Linked DNA regions of Homo sapiens: regions 1 and 2 are each linked to region 3. A link is a loop called in an ENCODE intact Hi-C map of the cell type or tissue named here. Cell type or tissue: endothelial cell of umbilical vein. All regions are shown on one strand. Region 1 overlaps DUSP6 (dual specificity phosphatase 6). Region 2 overlaps CEP290 (centrosomal protein 290). Region 3 overlaps POC1B-DUSP6 (POC1B-DUSP6 readthrough).

Region 1 (8,000 bases), 120 kb before region 3:
TCTACACAAACTATGCTTATTCCACTCCTCTGCAAACCACCGGGAAACGTGTACACATGAGCATTAGAATACATGCACAAAAGTATTCTTAGCAGTATTGTTCAAAATAGTCAAAATTAGGGGGAAAAACCCAAATTCTACCAATGTAAGATTACCTACTATAATGTAATACATGAAACACTATATTTTGCATGAAAATAATGTATACCATAGCTACACTCAATAACTTGGGCGACTCAATCTCAAATATAATGTTTTCTCTGACAAAATAAAAAAATTAATATTCTTTTATAAAAACTGTTTTATTTTATGGGTCAATCTAAAAATTTTTTTGTTTCTTTGTTTGAGCTGGAGTCTCGCTCTGTCACCAGGCTGGAGTGCAGTGGCATGATCTCGGCTCACTGCAACCTCTGCCTCCCGGGTTCAAGCGATTCTCCTGCCTTAGCCTCCGGAGTAGCTGGGACTACAGGCGTGCGCCACCACGCCCAGCTAATTTTTGTATTTTTAGTAGAGACAGGGTTTCACCATGTGGGCCAGGATGGTCTCGATCTCTTGACCTCGTGATCCACCCGCCTCAGCCTCCCAAAATGCTGGAAATACAGGCGTAAGCCACCGCACCCGGCCTTTAAAGAGTGTTTTGACGGCATTACTCTACTGTTAACGTTAGAAACAGATGAAAAAAATAGGAATAAAGGAACAATTATAGCAGTTGTTGAATGTTTTCAAGATTGAACCAAGAAATTAGTATGGCTAAACACTTTCATATCTATCTCCGTGGGTACTCACTATTACTCTCACAGTCCCACATTGAAACAACATTCACGCAACCAAGATGTGGCACATTGTACTTTCCAAGAACAACTGCAACAATATTTTCCATCTCTTGTGCTTTTTCAGAATTTTTCCTCTCCTCCATTAAAAGATGGATTTTTACGTTCTTTCTCCTTAAACTTTGTATGCAGCAGAAGTGACCTCTGAGCAGGTCATAAAAATCAACATAGTTTCCACCAGCCTCTCTCTCTCTCTCTCTCTCTGGGGATTTCACCCATGGAACCCAGCCACCATACTATGTGGAAATTTAGGCCACATGGAGAACCAAAGTCCCCAGCCCCGGCCCCTGGCAGAGGTCCCAGTGGGCAGCCAAAGCCAAAACCAACTCACCAGCAAAGTGAGTGAACTATCTTAGAAATGAATCCTCTGGCCAGCAGTTGAGCTGCCCCTGACAAAACTGCGCTGATCAGAGGCCAGCCTCCCCTGCTGAGCCCTGACCAAATGCAGACTTAGGAACAAAATAAATGACTGTTATTTGAAGCCACTAAGTTTTGGGGCGCTTTGTAATGTAGCAATAAATAAATGGAACATAAGATAAAAGGGTATTCCTGCTACAATTTTTCAGAGAGCCAGGTACACCCGAAGATCCCCTGCTGCTCCTTCCGCTCTTTCTTTCCTCCTTCTGTTCGTGTTTGCAGTAGGAATTAAACTGGACCCAATGAAAAATACTTAACGTGATAAATACTTAGATTTTCCCCAAAAGTAGGAAACAGAATTCTTTAGAATTAGCAACCTTTTCCAGACTTGCTTCGTGCTTTCTCGGATGTCATTATCAAAAAGTGAATGATATTTCCTCACTTTTCCTTTGAGTGTCTGAGAGTTCATGTTTGACGGTATGGTGGTTTAACATGTTTTTATTACATCAGTGATGGCTAATAGATATGCACGCCTTCTCTAGTGGTGTTTTCCATGACAAAGTAAGAAAGTGAGTGGGTCAAATTGCATACATGTGGGCCATTAATCCTTTCCTATATAAAAAAATAAAATGTGGGATCTAAAATGTTAGTTGGAAGCAGATAGGGAAATACAAGACCTTGCCCGGTAGTTTCTTCAGGGCTCCTCTTTGATTTGGGCACTTTAGCGGTTCCATCTAGAAACGGGTCATTGCCTTCAGCCTCTGAGGGCTCCTGGGAGGTCTTTCGTTGCCTTTTATTTTTAACTTGTTTCATCGAACCAGTGCAATGCACACCAAGGCCTGGATAAATATTTGTGAGTTGTTTGAACTTTGTTCTGTGCCCTTCAATATTCTCAGGAAATCGATTTTGGACTTTAAAGAAGTTTGAAAATTCGTTCACCATAACTGGACTGATTCAGGGCCAATTGCTAAGTGAGCAGTGAGAACACGGGAGGAACAAGGGTATTTGAAAGTCTTGCAGGATCTTTCCGAAAACGATTATGGCTGTGTGAGGAACTGCATATAAATTTACACCCAAAGTAATCCTTCTGAAGCAGCTGAAAGTCTGAAGACTGACTTTTTTTAAGAGGACATTTCAAGGATATTTTCTTACAGCCAGCTACCACATGATCTGCCCTGGCTGTATCCTAAAAACCCCCATCTCCATTATTTGCTAATTTGCTGGTCAGTTTACCTCTCTTCTTCTGTAGACCTGCACCATATATATGTCTTCTGCCTCTCCTCCTTGCTTCTTCACACCCTTCCCCTTTCCCCTGACCCACCTCCCTCTCCCAGTTTGCCTCTAGGAGGGATAAGAGTGAGGAAGTGAACTTCTTTGGGGCCAGTTTAGTTGTGTCATCCTGAAAGGGGAGTATGGGCAAGGGTCAGGGTCAGGCCCTATGCTAGCTGGTAGCCATTTTAGAGATACTTAGGAAAAGTAGTTTTATAATTTAAGTGCCAATGGGACCAAGGAAGAGCAACTTCTCTGCGGAGAAGGAGGATGGAAGTTTACCCCCGGTGGACACCTCTCTGACAGCACACCAGCTGGGGCCTCCCATGTGGCTGTGGAATTCACATGGAATTTGGCTAGTCATTTAACCTCTGCTTCCTCCACTTCCTCAGCTGTATAATGGGGACAGCATTTCCTAGCCGACATCATGAGACTTTATAAAGGGGAGCAAATACTGATGACAAGCAGTTTCCAACAGGAAGAGCCAAAGGCTCAAGGTTCAGTTCTGCAGTAACAAGCACTGGATATGCAAACCTTCTCTAACATTATGTGTCAGGTGTCCCATAAAGGTGGCTTTAGGCTTTATTGGCCTTTCTCTGCCTCAGTTTCCTCTTTGCAAAATAAAGATAATAATAGGACCTATCTCACAGAGCTGTTTTGAAGATTAAATGAGATACAAAGTATAGTATCTGGTACTCATGATAAATGTTAGTTATTTGTTTCACCTGCTCCGCACCTCATTTTATCATGTAATAAGTGTCACCAATCCATGAACAGAAGCTGGAATTATGAGAGAATCCTAGAATGGGAGGTAAAAACTCCCTCATTTTTACAGACAAGAAAAAAGAAATGCGGTAAGATTGGGTGCCCTGCCCAGGGCTACCTGATTCATTAGCAAGAAAGCAGCAGCTACAGTTCAGGTCTCCTAATTGTCAAGGTTGGTGCAAGTCTCAGTTTTCATTCCTTTGAAGACTGTGTTGGTATTTTTATCCCCAGATAACCCTTTTTCATTCCTATTTTAACGCTAAGACCAGTTCATACTATTAACCACTGCAATCTCTGTCTCCTGCAGCTCCCAGGAAACCTGCTGATAACCTCCCCTTCCCAAAAGCCATACCCCACCCTACCCCCCTGCCCCTGCAAAAGGCCAGGAAAGGTAGCGCTTTCTCAGAGACCTGAGGAAGCTACTAATGGGGACAGCAGGTGAGGAAGGAGGCGGTGGAACTGCAGCTGCTGGCAAAGGTTGCCCTAGTAACCGTGCGGGCTCCATTCAGGAAGCCAGCCCAACTCCAAGATGCAAAATGATCGCCTTCACGCGGCTACTGCAAGCACAAAGGAACCAGAGGAGCCCTGATATAGCTGGAAGAAAGGGAGGCACAGAGAGAGGTGGGGGCCCATGCTGTCAGTTACAACCTTCCACCTTCCACAGAAGAAAAAGAAGGAAAGAGAATAGCTCTTTGAATCTTCTGGCCTATGTGAACCGTAAAAACCACCCATTTAACATGAGTCCTTTGGTGAGAATAGAGGGAAACAGGCACCCCTCTGTTCACCAGCCTTCTGAAACAATATGTCAGGAGAAGGGGGAGAAACCTCAAACATTGCAACTTTATGGAGGCTCTAAGCTCTTCATACTCTCTCTCTCCTTTATTCAGACTGGTGACAAAGACCATTTGCTCCCAATTTATTGGAAACTTTTTTTTTTTTCACAGCTTGAGCTGCTTAGATGCAGCGAGCTCCCTCTCCCCAAATTGCAGTCAGACACTTGCTGAATGGGCCAGGCTCAATTATGCTCCCTCCACAGGTTCAGCTCACACTGTGACCCTGCATGGCTTCCTGCTATTCATATGTGTTACTTCCCCTTTGTGGTAATGGCTTGTGGCACTTAGCCAGAAAACATTATTAATTTCAGAAGTGGACTGACAAACAACAAACCCACAGTAAAACGAGAGGAAGTGCTGGGGAGGCCAGCTGTCGGCTTGAGCCAAGCAGTAGGAACTCAATGTATGCAGGTTCTAGGAGGAAAGAGATAATAATCCACAAAGAGGAAATGCACTAAAATTATCCACAGCCCATATTTTTTTAAAAAACGAAAGAAAGAAAAAGAAAGAGAAAAGAAATCAGAGAAAAGAAAGGGGGGAAAAGCACCCAGCTACTTGAGCTGCAGCTGGACAGGAAATTGCTAACGCTGCTTGCAAATCCTTACTTTGAACAGGCAGTTTAGGGAATGCCAGGAGCGGAAACCGTTCAGAACTGGATTAACACGAGCCAAGTTGAACTGCAATCCACTTCTCCTTTCTGTGCTCTTGCTGACTTGGGACACCCAAATAGGACAGACTGACTTGGTATATATATATATTTGCACTATTTCTGTTTGCTTTTTATACTTAGTTGCTTAAAAATCACCATGGACAGTTTTATATGATTGCCATCGAATGAAGGCCACTTGCCTCCTAAGTTAGTGTAGACGACCAAGCAGTCAACTCATGTGCCATGTAGGTGAAAAGCTCATTCTTCTCCCCACTTCACATGAAGGGACTGAGCTCATGCAAAAAGAGCCCCAAATATAAGTACGTTCTAGTTCTTTTGATTCCATACACCTGCCTTTTATTTTGGTTTGTGTATTTTTACATTTGAGGTAAGGAGAGGGTAGGTCCCAAGAAAAATGGCAAGATATAAAGTCTTTAGCTTGAAAAGAAACTAAAATAATCCCCACAAGTTTCAATAAGGGTTTCTGACCCACATCCCAAGCCAGTTAAACAAAAAAGCACATTACAACAGGGATGACAAAGTTGCCTCCTAAGTGCCAATGTAAAATTCTAAAGCCATATCCTGACACGGTGAGGAAGCTTAGATATGCCTTGCCATGCGCATGCTAGGGGAAAAAGTGGAGACATCATTCTGGATTCAGCATTCTCACACTAGGATATCTGCAGGTAGAATTGCCCATGACAACAGACTGGAAAAAGAATTATCCCTACTTCCTCTTTGGCATTATCTCAGCATTATAAAGCAGAAGATCCTGACAGTGAAGGATAGGGAGGAGGTTAACATGTGGCTGTCATCTTGGTATTCTGCTACACCTCTCTGTGGTTAATATCCAAATTGTATTCCTCAGCAAGCTATGCTCTATAGGTTCATTTTTCTTCAGGGGCTTTAAAATCTTAAGCCGGAACTATACTCATAAGAGGTATTGTTCATATACACGGTACAGTCGGTCCATTCTAGGATGTCATCTTTATTCGTGGCAAACGATGAATTTCATAAACTGCTGCTGAAAAACGTTCTAGGAAAAGCTTAAAAGAACCTTGCCCTACTATGCCTACAAGTCAAAATCAATCCCTGAATGAAAAAGTTCTAAAATGTGTCACTTCACACATAGGTATAACTGAGTTTTTAAAAACACACATTCAATAGCCAAAATAGTTATTTATTAATAATTTAAGGTTTTACATTCTTATAATAAATTCCAGCTCTAAACTTTACACCACGAACATAATGGAGAATTTAACTCTCCCTTCTTCACAATCAAATGCATTTCTCTTATCAAATGGGTACCCATGCTCACACACACACACTTCCAGTTTTATACAAATTTTTTTAAAGGAAAGAAACCAACCCAAAGTATTGCATTTGAGGTGACACTCCCTGAAGAATTTTATACAGAGGTAATATACTGTTTAGCACAGCTGAAGGTTTTTTTATTCTTTCTTTTTTTAAAGTGAGCCCATGATTTGGTGTCTTTCCCAGATTATCCCCTTTGCGACAACACAAGCAAAAATATTTACAAAGGTAAGGCATAGTCAAACTACATAAAGAGAAAAAATCATGAGGAAAATACATGAAAAAGACTAAAGACTTCGCCATAACAAGGTCTTAGTGATAATAGTGTCCGTAAAGATGTCATCAGAATTGGTAAAGTCAAGCATGCTGCAAATATACCCTTTGGATTAGAAAAGAGCACAATTTTCTTTTTTTGTTTTGTTCTGTTTTAAGAAGTGGCATACTGCTCTTTCTCCCTTTGGATAATTTCTTTTAAGCCCATCAAAGGAAAAAACAAACACAATTCAAACAAACACTGTCAAGTGATTCAAGATCAAATATTTACAATAATCAAATGGAGTATCAGATTTTTTTTTCCAAACTGATACCACAAATACAGAGCTGAAATCTCTCTTTGGCTCCTCTATATGCAAAATTGAATTAGTCTTCATTGAAGACAATTATATAGTCAGTTCCAGATGCAAAAGGAAACAGCCTTACAAGGCCCTAAAGAACACATGCTCCTACCCTATCATTTGGTTCTACCCTATGCGCCTGGAAGTCCTCGAATCCCAGTCCCTGCATGGGTAGGCTGTACACATGGGTACAGAGCAAACCTACTGCCTGTATCTATACAGCATGTCCTGTTATTCCAAAGAGAATGGAGCAAATCTCTCTGTTAGTATTAACCAATTCCGCACTTGGTAACCTTGTCTAGTACAGACAGCTGGTGTCATTTTGACACCTGGGGCCACACACAAAGAAAGCAGCCCAGCTGATGCTGCCAAGAGAAACTGCTGAAGGGCCAGACACATTCCAGCAAGGAGGGGTGTGGGGTCTTTCACGTAGATTGCAGAGAGTCCACCTGGTATACATTCTGGTTGGAAGGGGTGGTAAAATACAGCTGCTGTGCTGGAACCCTGTTGTCACATGGGCTGCTGAGTCCCAGCGTCCTCTCGAAGTCCAGCAGCTGACCCATGAAGTTGAAGTTAGGGGATATGTTGGATTTTTTCATTTTGACAATGTCATAGGCATCGTTCATCGACAGATTGAGCTTCTGCATAAGGTAAGCCACAGTCACAGTGACTGAGCGGCTAATGCCAGCCAAGCAATGTACCAAGACACCACAGTTCTTGCCCCGGGCTTCATCTGTGAACACAAAAAGAAAAGCAAGATCTCAGCAGACTGAAAACCACCCTTTGTGAATGATCAGTCTAAAAACTGAACTTGAAAACATAATAATAATAATAGTTGTGTGTGGCAGTTGAGCCCTACAAGCAGCAGAAAATGTATCACTGAAATGAAACATGTACACTGGACACAATTACATATTTCAGATATTTTCTGAAAAGAGAGCTTTTGTATTAAGTTTCTGCCAACAAAAAACTCCTTAATGGGTGCATTCTTTGCCTCGGCATGTGAATACCAGAAACCCTGCAATATGTTCGTGAATGCCTTTTACACAGACAACCAGACTGCAAGGGTCTATTAAATTATGCTCCAAATGTTGTGCAGCTAACAATGGAGGTATTCAGGCATTTTAAAAGAGAGAGGGAAGTCACAGGGGACGGCCCATTAGGAGGAACAGGATGTCGACACGGCCTGAAAATGAGTTCCTTTGTAATAGGAAATGCATTACAATGCCTGGAGATTCACTTCTCCCAGGCTTCCAGCCCACAGTTCTTCCTGCTGGGCTCAGGTTACCCACTGTCTCACTGTTACCAGTATCACCGCATCATTCAACTGGATAACATTCAGCATTCATACTGCTTTCCAACAACTAAC
Region 2 (8,000 bases), 1.3 Mb before region 3:
TAGAACACCATGTTGTATAGCATAGTATATACATATATAGAACACCATGTTGTATAGCATAGTATATACATATATAGAACACCATGTTGTATACCATAAATTCTTGTGAATTTAAAAAGTAATTTAAAACATATTTATATATAAATTATTTTTTTGAAGTTGTGTAAGACACTGTTGTCTACACATGAGCATTCCACAAACATGTGTAATGTTCTTGGCATAAACCCAGTATAGCGGTATCATTCTCTTTGCAACTGAATGGTTCAGACTTGGACATGTGATCCAATTCTAGCAAATGAGATCGGAGTCAATGTCTGCCAGGTATCACCAGAAAAAAATGTTTATTTAAAAATAAAAGCTATGTAGAAAAAAATGCTCCTCTTCTTCAATGGGCACATCATCTTTCTTGAATTCATGCAGCTATTTTACAACCATCATAGGCGATAACAACAACCTTCAAATATGACCTGCCCTACAACTAGCTTTGTGGTTCTGGTTAGGTCAGATAATAATTATTCTTAGTGTTTAAATCACCTTTGATTAGGTATTCTAATTCCTATTAAGGAAATCATTCTATTGATTTAGATGAGATGACAGAAATAAGGAGAAATATGTTAGTTCCCTATAAACATATATGAACAATGATGATTGTGATGATGATGAATGATGCTAACAACAGCTAACATTTACAAACTGTTCATATGTGCCACACACTAGTCCGAGCATTTTCATCTAATAATTCATTTACGTTTTACAATAATCCTATGAAAAGGGTATTACTTACAAAGTAACTTACAGATAAGGAAACTGAGACACAGATAGGTAAGATGACTTGCTCAAGCTCTTACAAAAAGCAAACGTTAAATGACTCAAACCCAGGCAGGATAATCCCAGGCTTAATGTAATCATTAAGCTACACTGTCTCCATAAATAAGTTCCTAACAGTAGTTACCAGAGTAAAAAAAAATACAATTGCAAAGGAAGAAGAAGAAGGGAAGAACAAAACATAAATTATTCTTACGTTACTTTCACAATTAACAAGAATATACTGCAATTATATTTATAGTTTTGCTAATACCTATACCTTAGGTATTCTTTATACAACAAACTTTGTTGATGACGAATTACAGCAAATTTTCTGTTGTAATCTTCAAGAGAATCTTCTAAATTCTTTAACTTTTTTTCTTTATTTTCTAGTTCCTGAAAAGTGGTTTAGAAATAAGAATGCAAAAAAAAACACAATAGAATAAATGCTGAATTTGAAAGTATAAATTCATATTCTGACAACATTATAGGAAAGTTAAAAGTCACCAAATCTGTAAGCAACACAGATCATTTTTCCATGATATTTTGAACACTTTAGTTTAAGGCATAAAAAAAGAGTACTATACAACAGGTAAAGTTATTTTTAGCACACAAATTACCAGATTACAAAGTTTTATTAGATAGAATAGTTATAAACTCGCCTCTAGTCACTCGGCCACATACCCTCTCTTATGAACACATAATTTCATACCCTCACTCAAATTATCCTTTCCAATTATTTCATTTTAAAGATGAAATTGAAATTTAAATAACTTACTCAATATCCAAAAACTCATTAACACTACACTTGGCAATCATTTTTACCAAGTACATATGCTAGGCTTGTTGTCAGGTGCTTTCCATATACATGGATCCAACATTTGAGTTTGGGTCTGTCTGACTCCAAAGGTCTTGCCACGTTTATAGCTCTATACAGCCTTAGGATTGAGAGTCTAAGTACCTGTTTTGCCACTTTGGACAGCTTTTCAGACTCCCAGTTGGTACTCTCTAATCTACTACAAACTTCTGATATATTTCTTATACAAAGATTAAAAATCATGAATTTTATCTCAAAAAATACGACAATGCCATACTACCAATATTTGCTGATAGTGTTCCTATACCTCAGGTAAATAAGAGAAATAATAATGTTAAAATTATACATTTAAAAATAATAATATCACATACAAAGCAATATTCTAATAAGTAGTTAAGGCTGTCCTTAGACAACATAAAATAATAATAAAAATCCCAATATTGAGAAAAAGATGAATTACTGTAATTTCCAAAATAAAAATGAGTACTTAATAATTATAACTCAAGTATACTCACAAATGGATCACCTAGCAGAGAGAAATAGTGGCCCATATAATCAAAAATATATTTTCATTGATTCTGAACATATATTTGTAATTATATTTATAATGTATGTGATGTTATAGATAGTCAAATTTCAAATAAAATAATGAAAAGGATCTGTCATTAGGACATTCATAACGACCATTATATAGACAGCAAAACTGAGAAACCCAGGGCAGGTAGTATAGTAGAGTACCCTTTCCTCTTTGGTGGTAGATTAACATTTTATTGCGTAAAGGGAAGACAAAGATGAAGAATAATTTGGTTTAGAAGTTTTTGCTTATGGCTGTGTGCAGTGGCTCACGTCTGTAACCCTAGCACCTTGGGAGGCCAAGGCAGGCGAATCACTTGAGACCAGGAGTTTGAGACCAGCCTGGCCAATATGACGACACACCATCTCTACTAAAAAAAAATACAAAAATTAGCCAGGGATGCATGCCTGTAGTCCCAGCTACTCAGGAGGCTGAGGCATGAGAATCACTTAAACTCAGGAGGTGGAAGTTGCAGTGAGCCAAGATAGCGCAACTGCACTCCAGCCTGAGTGACAGAGTGAGGCTCTGTCTCAAAAAAAAAGTAGTTTTTACTTGTGAATGCAAAAAGGGGAACAATTCTATCATGACACTAAAAAGCCTTGACAGACTTTATTCTTTTGTTTTCCACCCAGCAAGAAATAAAAGTGCTCATTTACTTAACACTGCTTTATAATAGCTGCTTGTTGTTCTGCTTGTGAACCATATATTTCACATGAATGACAGGTGTGCGAACAAGATGTATGAACATGCTGCTCATGCAGATGAATGGAATGAATGGTATAAATTGCTTTTATTTATAATCCATCTAACATCAAAATCCATAAAAAATATATTTCACTGTTACTATTTTGAGAACTCAGGAATACATGAAGACTAAATATTGAGAAAAGTACTATCTGCATGCTTTGGTGATGGAAAAATTAAAATAAAGTAAAATAAAAATAAAAACATAAAGAAACATACTACCAATGATTTTTGTTATTCACATGTAAAATTTTCAATACCTGTAACAAAATTTTCAATACCTGTAACAAATGTATTAAATATTCATTCTGAGAATTAATGATACTGGCACTAGATGGTGCTATCCCATCAGGTAAGTCAATTCCTTTAAAAACAACATTTGATCCTTCTGATTGTCGTAAAAGACTAGTTTCTTTTTCAAGATGGTCTATCTGGAAAAAAAAATCCAGCAATGAGAATCACAACTCTTACACCCAAAGAAAGACAAATTGACAGATATGTGAATGCCCTGCCAGGAATTTTACCTCAACCATACTTCAGTTTCTGCTTAGAAATGCCTAGGTATGAGATTTAGAATTTTTGTATTCTTTTCAATCTTATAAGGCACTTATTTTCCACTTATAATTTTATAAGAGAAATCCAGTTTCTTAATATTGAAAGAATTAATTCAAGGGGCATTTTCTCATAAAGCATTCTTTTTAAAAAATTAAAAATTTCCTATTAAATCTACATTCTTATGTTTAGCATTTTCTTTTATTTAATAAAATTCTCACCTTTAAATTAGCTTTTGCCAACTGCTGTGAATAATTTATAGCCTCTTTCCGAGATTCCCTGAGCTCCTGTCTTAATTCTTCATTTCTTCCGGTAAGCTGATCAACTTGGGCTTTCAAATGCAGACTCGCATCAAAGATTCCTTCTGCATTCTTTGATTCTATAGCCTAGCAAATTTATATTATATATTAGAAATGTGGAGAAAAACAGTAAAATCATAGTAAAAAACAGTCTGTCTTTAAATAAAATGGACATTTAAGCATTTTCCTATTTTCATTGCCAAGCATGATAATAAAGTATGCCAATTCAAATTCTTATTTATGAATCTATAAAACTTTCATTTACATTACCAAGCATAGTAATTACTTCATTAAAACAATTAAAAAACACCTAGCTAATCTTAATAGACTGGTAGACTAGAAAAACAACCAGACGGGAATAAGATGACCAGGGTTCAAATTTTAATCAGTCACTTAACAGCTGGGCAAGTGACTTAAATTCTCTGTATCTTAGTTTTCTTGTCTCTAAAAGGGGAAAACAATGTGAGCTCTGCTCCCTACATGGGGTTTTTGTACAGTCAAAATGAGGTATTTTTCTCTGAAATTATATAGCACCTGCATTCAAAGCATGCGCAAAGGAATGGAATACAATATTGAACAATTGATCAATACAACATTCAATTAAGTGAATTTTTCAGTGCTTCCTCTCCACATAGTTGAAGCATAAATAAAAATAAAGGCAAGGTATCATAACATGATATTATCTAAGAATAATGAGTAAGCAAAAATAATATGTCAAATATTAAAATATTATCAGAGTGGCATCACTGGCCCGAAATCTCCAACAGTGGCATATCTAAGTATATACACACAATGCACACATCTAATAAATATATTTGGACTTTAGATGAACTGTATGGAAAAAACTGTTAAAGGCAAAGTAAGTCTTAAAAAGTGAAGGTAGAAGCCAAATAAGGTAAAATGAATAGAACCAAATGCAATCTCCTACTCAGGAAGGTGATCTGGGGTTTAACTCTAGGTAGTAGATTTGTAAAAGCCTTCCCCTGAAGGAGATTAGAGCAGGTCATGCAGAGTAATAACTTATACTAACTCAAAGAGGATATAAGGAAGATAAAAGTAGGTAGAGGAAGGTACTCTGACTGACAACAAGGTGGTCTAGTTAGTTGTCTCATTGAGGAATAGTGCCGTGTCTACATGGACTTTGGTAAAATGAGAATGAGTTAAGATAGCTGTTGGGGGCACTGAAAAATACCTTGTAGTAACAAAAAGTGAACTGAAGTGCATAATCCAGCATTGTCTGGTCTAAATTGTCATGGATTCTGAAGATTTCTTAGAGAAGTATTGCTAGGTGATTTGTGAATTTCAGATAGGGCCTATGAATCTGAAAAAACAATGACAATCCCGGATAAAAGTAAATGAAGTCTATGCAAACAGTGGCTTCAGGAAGGTCCAGAGATTGTCAACATAAATAGAAGTTAGGATTTCTTGGGCTATTCACTGTGTTTTCATTTGGTCACTAAGTAGAGCTGCCCTTGGAAAATTAAGTTTGATCTGGGACACAGTATCAGTAGTGGGCATCATCACGGACAAAAGATGTTCACATAAAAAAAGCATAAAGAATCATTTTAGACATTCAAAGTGGCAGAGGCAAAACAAAATCACCAATCAGAGAAGGAAAGTCAGTATGAGAAAGATATAATGGGAATCAAATTATTTTCTTGCCTCAGGAAGTTTTTAACATACCAGTATCACTCTCATTCTCTGTTAACAATTATAGTGTTATTTTAAAAAGTATCCAATTACTGATTAATCATGATTTTTTTAAAAAAACAATTCAATAAATAATAAGAATTTTTTTCCCATTTGAAATCAAGCACAAATTTGGGAAATAATATGACAATGTACGCTAAATATGTTCAGATAACATAAATGACATATACTTAAATATTAACAATCTAAAATGTGTATATTATTCAAGTTTATATACAGATACTGAATCCTGTGAAATTCTCAAGTCCCTATATGGTAAATATATATAGAATATTAGTGATGGCTAAATCTTTCTTGTAGCAATGAGTAAATCTTTAAACATTTAGAATAAAGCCATTTCATAATACTTCTGATGGCATAAGTTCCTAAGAGATCTACACTCCCATAAATAAAAAATGAATGAAAAAAAACTACCTAGATGTTCTAGAAAATGAACAAAAGCAAGCAGATTTTGGGAAAAAACCCCTCAAATACGGAAGACAGGACCAGCAAAGATTGACTTTGCCATTTTTAAAGATTTAGTCATAGGGCAGGGTGCAATTGCAGAGATCTATCATCTTTCTCATCTAGAAAACCACAGGATACAGCCCAAAGCCATGGGATAAGTGAAAGGAAAATCCCAATAAGAAAAGAGTCAGCAAAAACGAGCTCCAAAGTCGGTGTAAAAAACTCCTCAAGGTCTCAAGCTGACCCTTGAACCAAAAGAACACAGATAAAGAGGAAAATGTCAGTGAACTTGAAGACAGATTAATAACAATTATCCAATTGGTAGAAGAAAAGTATTGAAAGCAGCTCAAGAAAAACTACACTTTACATACAGGGAAACAATGATTCAAATGACTAAAAATATCTCATCAGAAACTATGGAGATCTGTACACAGCAGAAAATCTCTCTAAAGTGATAGGGGAAAAACATTAACATGAAAAAAATAACTTACATTAACTAGTCTTTCAAGGCTAGGGATAATTAGAGATGTTTCTCCTCCTTTAACATCAGGATCTTTCTGCATTTCCTTAATTGCTTGCAATATTTCTTTCATACCTTCTTCAAGTTGCTTATTTTCTTCAACTAATTCTTTTACTGTAATTACACAGTTTTCTCATTGGATGATCAGATCTTTTTCACAATTTACACTATGCTATACAGATGACAAATATTTCACATATACCAAAGACATCATTGGAAAAATCCAAATGTAAATAAACATACAAAAAAATTCAACTATAAATCCAACGTGAATAGTTGAGTTAAATGACAGACCTATTTATATCACGTGCATATACACACGTATATAAGGCATACTTCTGCCTTAACTTAAACTATGCTTTATATTAAAGTATTTTAAATTTGGTGTTCTAACTTCATTTTGATTGAAGAACACACAAGAAAAAGGAGTTATATATTCTCACAAAAAATTCATATTAGTAACATTCTCTCACAATGAAAACAGCAAGGCAAATCAACTGGATAGTGACAGACTGAAGTATATACAGTACAGAGGTAATTAGGAGTAAAGCAGATTAGAAAACAGAGAATGTGTTAACGCCCTTTTAGGCCCATGATTTTAAGTATAGGAAAAATAAGAACAGAAAAGTAAAAGATAATTGTAACTTACATTTATTCTGAAATTTGGCTATCACTGTCCTACTCCTTTCTAAATCTCTTTCTTTTTCAATTAGTTCTCTTGAAAGAAATTCATTCTGAAAAAAGCAGAGAGAATAAAATTGATTTTTTTCAACAAAATATCACAAGTCTATAATTTTCAAGTTAAGAAAAGTTTGATCAATTAAGTATAACAAAACAAAACAAAAAAAACGAGCTATGAAGACATAGCAGCAATCATAAAAATAAACTAAAATCTAAACAGTAAAGCAGATGGTGATCTTAATCCCACTTTCTCCCTCTCCCAACATCCATGGTAAGAGGCAAAAAGATATAACGGTTTTTGTCTTTAGTACCACAATCATCTCTTTTAATGTTCTGCCTTTACACTACCTGTTCTGCCTGGCTTCTGTGATGTTCAAGCTCTATATCTGCATTTCTACACTCTGCTTCTTTGATCAAGAATTCCTGTGCTATGATTTCATTCTAAAGAAAAATTTAATAAATTAGACAAGTCAATGAGTTCATATCAATGTACTGCATTTTAGATTTTAAAAAGTACAATGTGTATAACTGATGTTAAAGTGCAAACAAAAATATTCTAACTATAATTGTTACAGAACTTTGTTAGAGACGTCATAAAAGAACAACCACAGAAATATAATTTGGAGAAAAACTCACCTGAGATCTAAGAAATACTAGCTCTCTCCGTAACTGTTCTATAAGATTTTCAAGAGAATTTATCTGAGATAATTTTGATTGTGCAGTAATAGACACAGGGTCTGGAAGATTAACCTTAAGCTTATTTTTCAATATCTCTGTCTGTAAGGGTACTTCACTTTTTATTATATCTTCTTTCAAATTGATATCAGCATACTTTACTTGGGAATGAACCTG
Region 3 (8,000 bases):
CAAGGGACATCCTGCTGTCCCTTGCTAAGAGGCAGTTATGCCCACCTCAATAGCACTGTCTGTCAAAACTGTCTGGATTCCTCACGTAATGAGGCTTTGCAAAACTTGAAGGGTACTGGGAGAGACAGTGAGTCTCAAAAGGTGGACCAAAGATTTTTAATGATCTATGATATTTTCTAGGCCAGAAATGTGCAATTTTAGTCTACTGACTACCTCACAAGGAGGCAGCACATCTCATAAACCTCCTGTTTGCTCCTTCTCGCTACAGGGGGAAAACCTAACTCATCAGATTTTGTAAATTTCTACAACATGCATTTGGAGTAATTCATTGAACATAAACGTACTGAACACCTACTATAAGCCAAGCACTGTGGCAAGTTGTAGACATCCCATTAATTTTTAATTTCTTAAATTATTAATGCAGCAATGCTGCTAGAGTTATAAACATGAATACTGTAAGAAACAAGAACACAGATCGATTTGAAGTCCTAGTGGTCACCAGTGATTCTTGGAATTCCCTTTAACCATCAGCTCATTGGTTACCCTCACTTCGTTTTTGTCACTGAAACTCCTAATGAGAGATCTAGGAGGCTTCTCTGCTATGGGATTAACACTGAAAGGACCCTTGAATAATTAGAATGGTTTCTGGTACAAGATAGACTCAAAATGGACTAGTCCTCTGTAGAATTCCTCTACAATAAATACTATTCTTGAGATCTATTAGAGAATTTGTAATGTCATAATGTCAGGGTTTTATTTTGGCTACAAATTAAAAATGTACCCAAAATATTTAACTAAACTGACATCATAGCAGTAGTGTCGTCAAAGACCACGCTGTTCTTCCCATTTGTTCTTACGATTAGTTTTGCACTGACTAGCAGGATCAACTGTGGCAGTGATTTGCCTTGGAAAGAATTAGCAGAATCCTAAATGGAAAGGCTAAAATTCTTAATCTTTGAAAATTTTGAAAACACTGAATAAATAAATTTTATATATGTAATTTCTATCAACAAAATTGTAAGTATTAGAAATACTTCTTAATTTATGGATAATCCATCAAAAGAGATTAACCAACGGCAGTGCTGTTTTTCTTACAGCTTCTAATGAGAAGACTAGAAGTAAGTTTAGCACCTCTGAAGGACAAATAACACAATAGGGAATCTGCTCTGCAACAGCATGTGAAATGTTACCTGGGTGGCATCTTAATACGTGAGACAGTGGGTATGGATTAGACTGAGCTCAGGGACCTCAAAGTAAAAGCTTTCCTGGGAAGGGGAACATCACACACCAGGGCCTGTTGTGGGGTGGGGTGGCAGGGGGAGGGATAGCATTAGGAGATATACCTAATGTTAAATGACGAGTTAATGGGTGCAGCACACCAACATGGCACATGTATACATATGTAACTAACCTGCACGTTGTGCACATGTACCCTAAAACTTAAAGTATAAAAAAAAAAAAAAAAAAAAGCTTTCCTGGAAATTGTTGCTGCTCCCCCCTTGTGGTAAACTATTTAGATGCATTGTAAATATGACTATAAAGTTTTTCCTATACTAAAATGTTAGGCTACATAGGCCACGTTTTATCTCCTCCCCCAACATTTTTTAAAGGAAAATGGATTATGCCAAATGATTAAATGCCACTTAAGTGTCAAAAAAAAAAAAAAAAACCCGACTTACTGTGGTAGAATCAAAAGAAAGGATATCCATAACAGGGGGAGTAGAGATCTGCAAATCGATTACCTCAAGCTTTGGATTAATCTGTGTATATACATAAAAAAAAATTATGAGATTTTCATACCATAAGAAACCAAATACTATTTGTAAAAACCTGGAGGGCATTTTCTAATATATTCTAAAATTAAAATATATTGGTATATTCATTACTATGGATAAAAAAAATTTTAAGCTAAATGTTAGCCTACCAATTCTATCAACGTATAAGAAAAGATCATTTTGGTAAGGTTGAATTCACCCCAGAAATAAAAGGTTTTCACTTTAGAAAATCAATGTAATTTACCTAAAAAGGAATATTAAAAATAAAATAAAATGACCCACCTCAAAAGATGAAGAAAAAAATCCTAGCCAGTTCAGTAAGAAAAGGAAATAAAAGGTATTAAGATAACAATTAGAAAGAAATAATATTCTCATTCATATATAATGTTATCTAGAATTTATTGCTAAATCATTAGAATAGTCAGAGTTTAAGTTAGTCCCAAAATCAATATATGAAATCAACTGCATTTCTGCATTCTAGCACACAGTTAGAAAATGCAAAATTTTAAAGGACACCATTTACAATATCAAAGAAGTTTAAAAATACATCAGAATAAACATACAAAAAAGAGTAAGACCTTATGGAAAAGAATAAAACTTATGTTAACATTAAAAAAGGCTCAAATAAGTAGAAACTGTATCATAAATAACTCAAAAACAGAGTGCTGTATATGGAAAATAAATATATTCAGAATATTCGTAATGAGAAAAGTGAAATTAAAGCAAAATACCACTTAATACCTATTAGACTGCAAAAACTAGAAAGCTCAATGACGCCAACACTGTTTGTAGCAGCATTGTTTGTAATGGCCAAAAAACTATTGGAAGTACCCTAAGTGTCTATCAACAGTTAAACAGGCTGTAAGAATTACTACAGTGACAAATTCACTGGAATGCAATACAGCAGTGAAAACAATTTATGAATGCATGAATTCAGAATTCATATGTATGAATCTCAGGACTTTAATGTTAAATTAAAAAGTAAGTTACGGAAAATATACATTCAATATAATTCCATTTACATAAAGTTCAAACTCATTCAAAATTAAACAATAATTATAGATTCAAATATATAAAGTTACAAAGAAAAGCAACAGAATGATTACCTAGAGTGGTGACTAACTTTGAGGGAGGCTATTTCAGAATTTGAAAAGACATAAAAATTAAAAATAAAATTGAAACATTATGAATACAAAGAAGTAAACAAAGAGCAACAAAGATAGCAGAGTTTTATATCAAATGAATGGTACCAATAAGTGTACTAACGAACCTTAAAGAAGAAACTATTGACTGAGCGCTTATCAGGAGTGTCCAATCTTTGGCTTTCCCTGGGCCACATTGGAAGAATTGTCTTGGGCCACACATAAAATACACTAACATTAATGATAGCTGATGAGCTAAAAAAAAAAAAATTGCAAAAATATCTCATAATGTTTTAAGACAGTTTACGAATTTGTGTTGGGCTGGATTCAAAGCCAGCATGTGACCTGTGGGCTGGACAAGCTTGGCTTAGACAGTGAGAAAGACTTCCTATGGAGGAAACACGGCATATGACGGCTCTTTAATAAAAGATCTAGAAAACAAAAACAGAGAGGGAGATGAGTAAAAGAGCATTCTTCATGGCATAGTGGAAGAATGCTGACATACTTTCACACAGGGTTAGAAAGAAGATTGTCAAGGGTCAAATTGTGAAGGGTGAAGGAATTTGGGAAGGCACAGAAAGTTGGAAGCTACAATGTGCTGAATTGAAAGAGTAATCTGACAGACACATAAAGTGTCATGAATACATTAGGGACGGCAGTGAGGACACTACAGCGTTAATCCAGGTCTGTAGTGATGAAGACTTGGCCAGTGATAAGAGGAGTGGAATAATTTTTAAAGCACTTACCATGCTTGATGGGTATGGCTGTAGTTTTAGAAACAGTAAAATCATTTTATAATTATCCAGCCAGTGTGTTAAAGGGGAGATATAACTGCAATGCTATAGTAAAGAAGGAATAAAGCTGTGCATGGTAAGGATGAGGGGCAATCAGCTCAGCTAGCCAAAACCGTTATCTCTTCCTGGCTGTCCCATAAAGCAGAAATCAAACACAGCCTCCTGCCATTAACTCTAAGTCCAGAGTTGAGGTAAAGAACAGAAATGTGAGAGTGACTTGTTTTCCTTTTAATCTTAAGACTCCCTGTCCAGAGACTGCTTGCATACGTTTTATTCTCTTTTATCTACTGCCACCTAGTGTAGACAGAAAATTATTTACCTAGAAAATACAATCTAGTTGCACCATCTGAAATTGAAACTGCTCAAGAAATCTAAATCACGTAGAGTCAGCACCTGTCATTAAAAAAAATCCTTGACCTACAAGTTGGGAAACAAGTCCTGATGTAATTAACAGTATTTAACTGCGTAAGTTGCTGCCACATAAGTTAAATAGAGCTGGAAGTTCTTACTAAGTAACATTTATAGTCCTCTCCATAAAGAAAATATGCTGAGGGGGTGATATGGTTAAATTCTTTGCTAGCTAACTCTCAGGAATACTAACAGTACCTTGTAGCTCCTGATATTTATTAAAGGGAAGAATATGTTAATAATTAGAGCTGCCTTGAAATGAAGTGGGCTGCCTATGAGAGGCCAAGTTCTCCATGGCTGAACAAGGGTATATAACTGGGACTAATGAATGAGGTAAAGGTTAGCCTGTATGACCTCAAAGGTACCATCCCACATCCCCCATTGAGGTTCTCTGTGTCCATGATACTGAGGAGTCCACGAACATAAAACCTCTACTAATAAATTCCATAAGCCTTCACTAGACTACAAGCTTCTAAAGAGCAAGGAGTATGCCCATCTTGTTCACTGCTGCATACTCTAAAGCTAGTACAACGTCCAGCACACAGATACTTTAATATCTGTTAACAGGATAAAATGTAATTTTGTTTATATTGAAGCATTACATCAAAGTGGTTAAAAACACAGAATGGAACCAGAGTGCCTGGGTTGAAATTCTACTGCTGCCACTTACTAACTTTAAGATTTAACTAACATAGACCTCAATTTCTCATGGGATAATAGTGGTACTTATTTCACCGAGATTTTAGGAATATTAACTTAATTTGTATAAAACACTTAGAACAGTCTTGTATAACTGTTAGACTTTATCATCATGTAATGAACATTTACTGAGGCCTGAAACAGTATAAACATATACCCCAGTTAGAAGTAGAATACAAAATGGATAGACAAGTGGTCATTTTAAAAAATCATAAATGGTGATGTTTTCAACCTTATTAGAAGATTGAGATAAAAACCCAATCTCAGACTTAAAAACTTAAATTGATCACTTGTACTTTTCAACAATGAATCATGGTCAGACTATCACAAAATATTATTATATAAATATTTGGTTAAGGTAAAGGACATTTTCCTTCCTGCTAAATATCATACAGAATTTCATATGCAATTTATATGTTAAGGTAATCTAAAATGGCCATAAAAAACTGAAAGCCATCAGAACATTATTTTATTAAAAAAATCTTTTTAACCAATTATAATCCCTGCTTACAATATTCTGCAATTCTCCTAGAATAACTATTTTGATGCTTTACTGTCATTAAGAGCTATCGCCATCGCTTAGAGTGGCTCTACTGTCTTCTCATCAAAATGTGTAAGAAAGAAGGGAACTGCTGCTCCGGAGAAAAATATCACACACACACACACACTGAAGGAAAGTCTGGTTTTGTCTAGGGGCAGGACAATGCAATCCAACTCATGACAGTCTGAAGAAGATAAAGTCAGCATGAACTAGTGATGTGCTATAGCACAACATGGGTAGGGTCAAGATACCTTGTGTAAAAACTGGGCTTCTTTCCCATCAAAAAAAAGAGAGAGAGGTACTGTTCTCATGTTTTTAATTAAGATGGAGTGCCTAGGCCAGGAGTACTACGAAGGATCTGTAGTTAGATAAGTAGGAAGAACCCGGGAGGGGGCTATTTCACATAGAGAGAATTTGATATTTCATGCCTTCTTTCATGTGGCCTCCTTCTCTCATTTATTTTAAAAGTAATATGGCTATCACCCCCTCTATCCATGTAGGAATTAGTAATTTATACATTTAGTCAGCTGGTACCCAAGATCTAAGACTCTGCAGGATTCCCCACCTTCAAACAAGTGAAGCGCTTAAGGCTAGCAAAGGGGTGGCTTTTGCAAAAGGCCAAACTATTTTACTCAGCAGATTGAGATTATGCAATTCAGATGAGTCTCATAGAAAACATAATACAAATCATAAAAATGTTATCTCGTTTCAAACTCAGAAATAAAACACTCATGGTCACTGCAAACAGAGAAAGAAAAATTCATCAGTTCACTTAGATACCATTTATTCTACATATTTTAATAAGATGTTTATTTTCCTTAAATCCTAATACTGACCTCAAAAAAAGATTTCTTAGTTTTAAAATATTTCCCAAGTAACTGCATGTAAATTTGCCTAAAGCTTTGAAAAAAACTTAATCTACTGAATTTAGTATTTCAAAGTAAAGTTTACTAATCATAAATGAACACAGCACAACTTCTATTCTGACTATTCCATTCTGTGTGAAAGTTTTGAACTAAGTAGTCTTTGGCTTAGTGAGGGATCCATATTTATTAATTTGAAGTAGAGTCTTTAAAACACAATTTGGTACTTAACAATTATTTATTCATAATACTAAAGTTGTTCCCTGTCTAGAAAATTTCATAACCTTGACTTTTTTATAAGAGTTTTTTTTTTTTTTTTTTTTTTGAGACGGAGTCTTGCCCTGTTGCCCAGGCTGGAGTGCACTGACATGATCTCGGCTCACTACAACCTCCGCCTCCCAGGTTCAAGCGATTCTACTGCCTCAGCCTCCTGAGTAGCTGGGATTATAGGCACGCGCCACCACACCCAGCAAATTTTTGTATTTTTAGTAGAGACGGGATTTCACCATGTTGGTCAGGCTAGTCTCGAACTCCTGACATCATTAGCCGCCCACCTCGGCCTTCCAAAGTGCTGGGATTACAAACATGAGCCACCGCACCTGGCCCAAGAGATTTTTTCAGGAAAAAAAAAAAAAAAAGAAACAATTACAACAATTGGTTGTTCATATACAGAATCCTATCACTCTTCTGGCATTTTATATCACAGGGCCTCAAAGTGTTTTACAAAAGCAAGTCATGTTTTATACTTAATTTAAGCAGCCATGCATGTTTACAGATAATTTAAACTGTGTACACAGAGGCTGACTACCTTAAGGTCACAAAAAAAAAATTCAGTCACAAGGCTCAGCATTTTGTAGAGTGCAATTGAACTCTAATTCCACGATGAAGAAAAGTCAGTGTTTAATAGAATTTTTAGGGGTATACGTGAAAAATTTGTTTGAGAGTGGCTTTGCATGGCCTGGGTCAGCCTGACCCAGCAACACAAAGCAGCCCAGCTGGTTTAATGGCTTTTTGGCTATACCATAAGAGCAGAGCCACTCAGGCAACTCCTTGACATTTTAAAGAAAGCCTAGCACTCTGAAATGAACTAGGGCTGACAGTAAATCAGAGAAAAAATGGCTTGAGTCTCTGTGCTGAGGTGAGTGTGGAGTCATGGAAATAGCACCTAATTCACGAGGAAAGCAGTCTCGGGATCAGCCTGCAGTTCTGCCACCCAACACCCTGGAAAGTGGCCAAATGGATATTTCCCTCCTGATCAATCTTGGCCAAACCACAAGATGACAGAATAAAAATACCAAGAGTTAATAAAACCAACTTGGATAATACAAGAAAAAAATACTCAAGTTAAATTAAAATATATTTCACATGTATTTTATATGAATTTATATAATCACAGGGATAAGAAATATAACTAGAAACAGAAGCAAAAAATGGGAAAACCAAATTAGATTACTTTTTTCTTTTAAATAAAAGAAAAATGATAATACAATAAGTAGTACAAAGAAGTGGTAACATGATTAATACTTTAGAAGAACTGAAAAGATTGTCAGAAGTTGGAAAAGACAAAGATTATAGCCAAGAACTGAAAGTCAACACTACCAGGGAAAAGCAAAGGCAGAAATCCCAAGATATGGCTGGATTAAACAAAATCTAGAAAATAGTTTAAAAAACAAAGAACAAAAACATATACTTAGATGCACAACTGGAGACTAGCAGAAGTGCCTGAGATAACAGCAAAGACCAAGACTAAGGAAAACAAAATGAAAGAAGTGATGTGG

What was found. Hi-C counts contacts between places; a loop is a spot of excess contacts. Peaks named below come from ENCODE experiments on the same cell type or tissue, not always from the same donor. Only the 100,000 strongest peaks of a DNase experiment are listed, where the experiment ranks them.
Region 1: it touches region 3 in a loop (4-fold over the local background); 81 of 110 quality-filtered maps call a loop at or near these places.
Region 2: a loop joins it to region 3, with 5 times the contacts of the local background. A loop is called at or near these places in 8 of 110 quality-filtered maps.

What each region holds. Positions count from the first base shown.
Region 1 is chr12:89,342,198-89,350,197 of GRCh38, forward strand. It overlaps DUSP6 (dual specificity phosphatase 6), which reads right to left. Exons shown (of 3, transcript NM_001946.4): 3 at 5,038-7,364. The coding sequence ends at 7,057. It overlaps POC1B-DUSP6 (POC1B-DUSP6 readthrough), which reads right to left. Exons shown (of 11, transcript NR_189589.1): 11 at 5,868-7,364. Among named protein-coding and RNA genes, the nearest start is that of DUSP6, 6.3 kb to the right of the region's middle. RefSeq lists enhancers at 3,976-4,155, 7,526-8,000. In endothelial cell of umbilical vein, no CTCF peak of the experiment used is centred here; DNase peaks (open chromatin) are centred at 3,854, 4,374, 4,594 and 7,874; H3K4me3 peaks cover 1,382 bases; H3K27ac peaks cover 4,406 bases.
Region 2 is chr12:88,107,982-88,115,981 of GRCh38, forward strand. It overlaps CEP290 (centrosomal protein 290), which reads right to left. Exons shown (of 54, transcript NM_025114.4): 19 at 7,117-7,201; 20 at 6,439-6,581; 21 at 3,713-3,877; 22 at 3,221-3,370; 23 at 1,085-1,200. Among named protein-coding and RNA genes, the nearest start is that of CEP290, 30 kb to the right of the region's middle. In endothelial cell of umbilical vein, no CTCF peak of the experiment used is centred here; a DNase peak (open chromatin) is centred at 3,320; H3K27ac peaks cover 376 bases.
Region 3 is chr12:89,457,959-89,465,958 of GRCh38, forward strand. The region is part of intron 9 of POC1B-DUSP6 (POC1B-DUSP6 readthrough); the gene reads right to left. POC1B (POC1 centriolar protein B) reads right to left here. Exons shown (of 12, transcript NM_172240.3): 10 at 1,680-1,760. Among named protein-coding and RNA genes, the nearest start is that of GALNT4, 63 kb to the right of the region's middle. In endothelial cell of umbilical vein, a CTCF peak has its summit at 3,987 (motif pointing left); DNase peaks (open chromatin) are centred at 3,423 and 3,903; H3K27ac peaks cover 1,379 bases.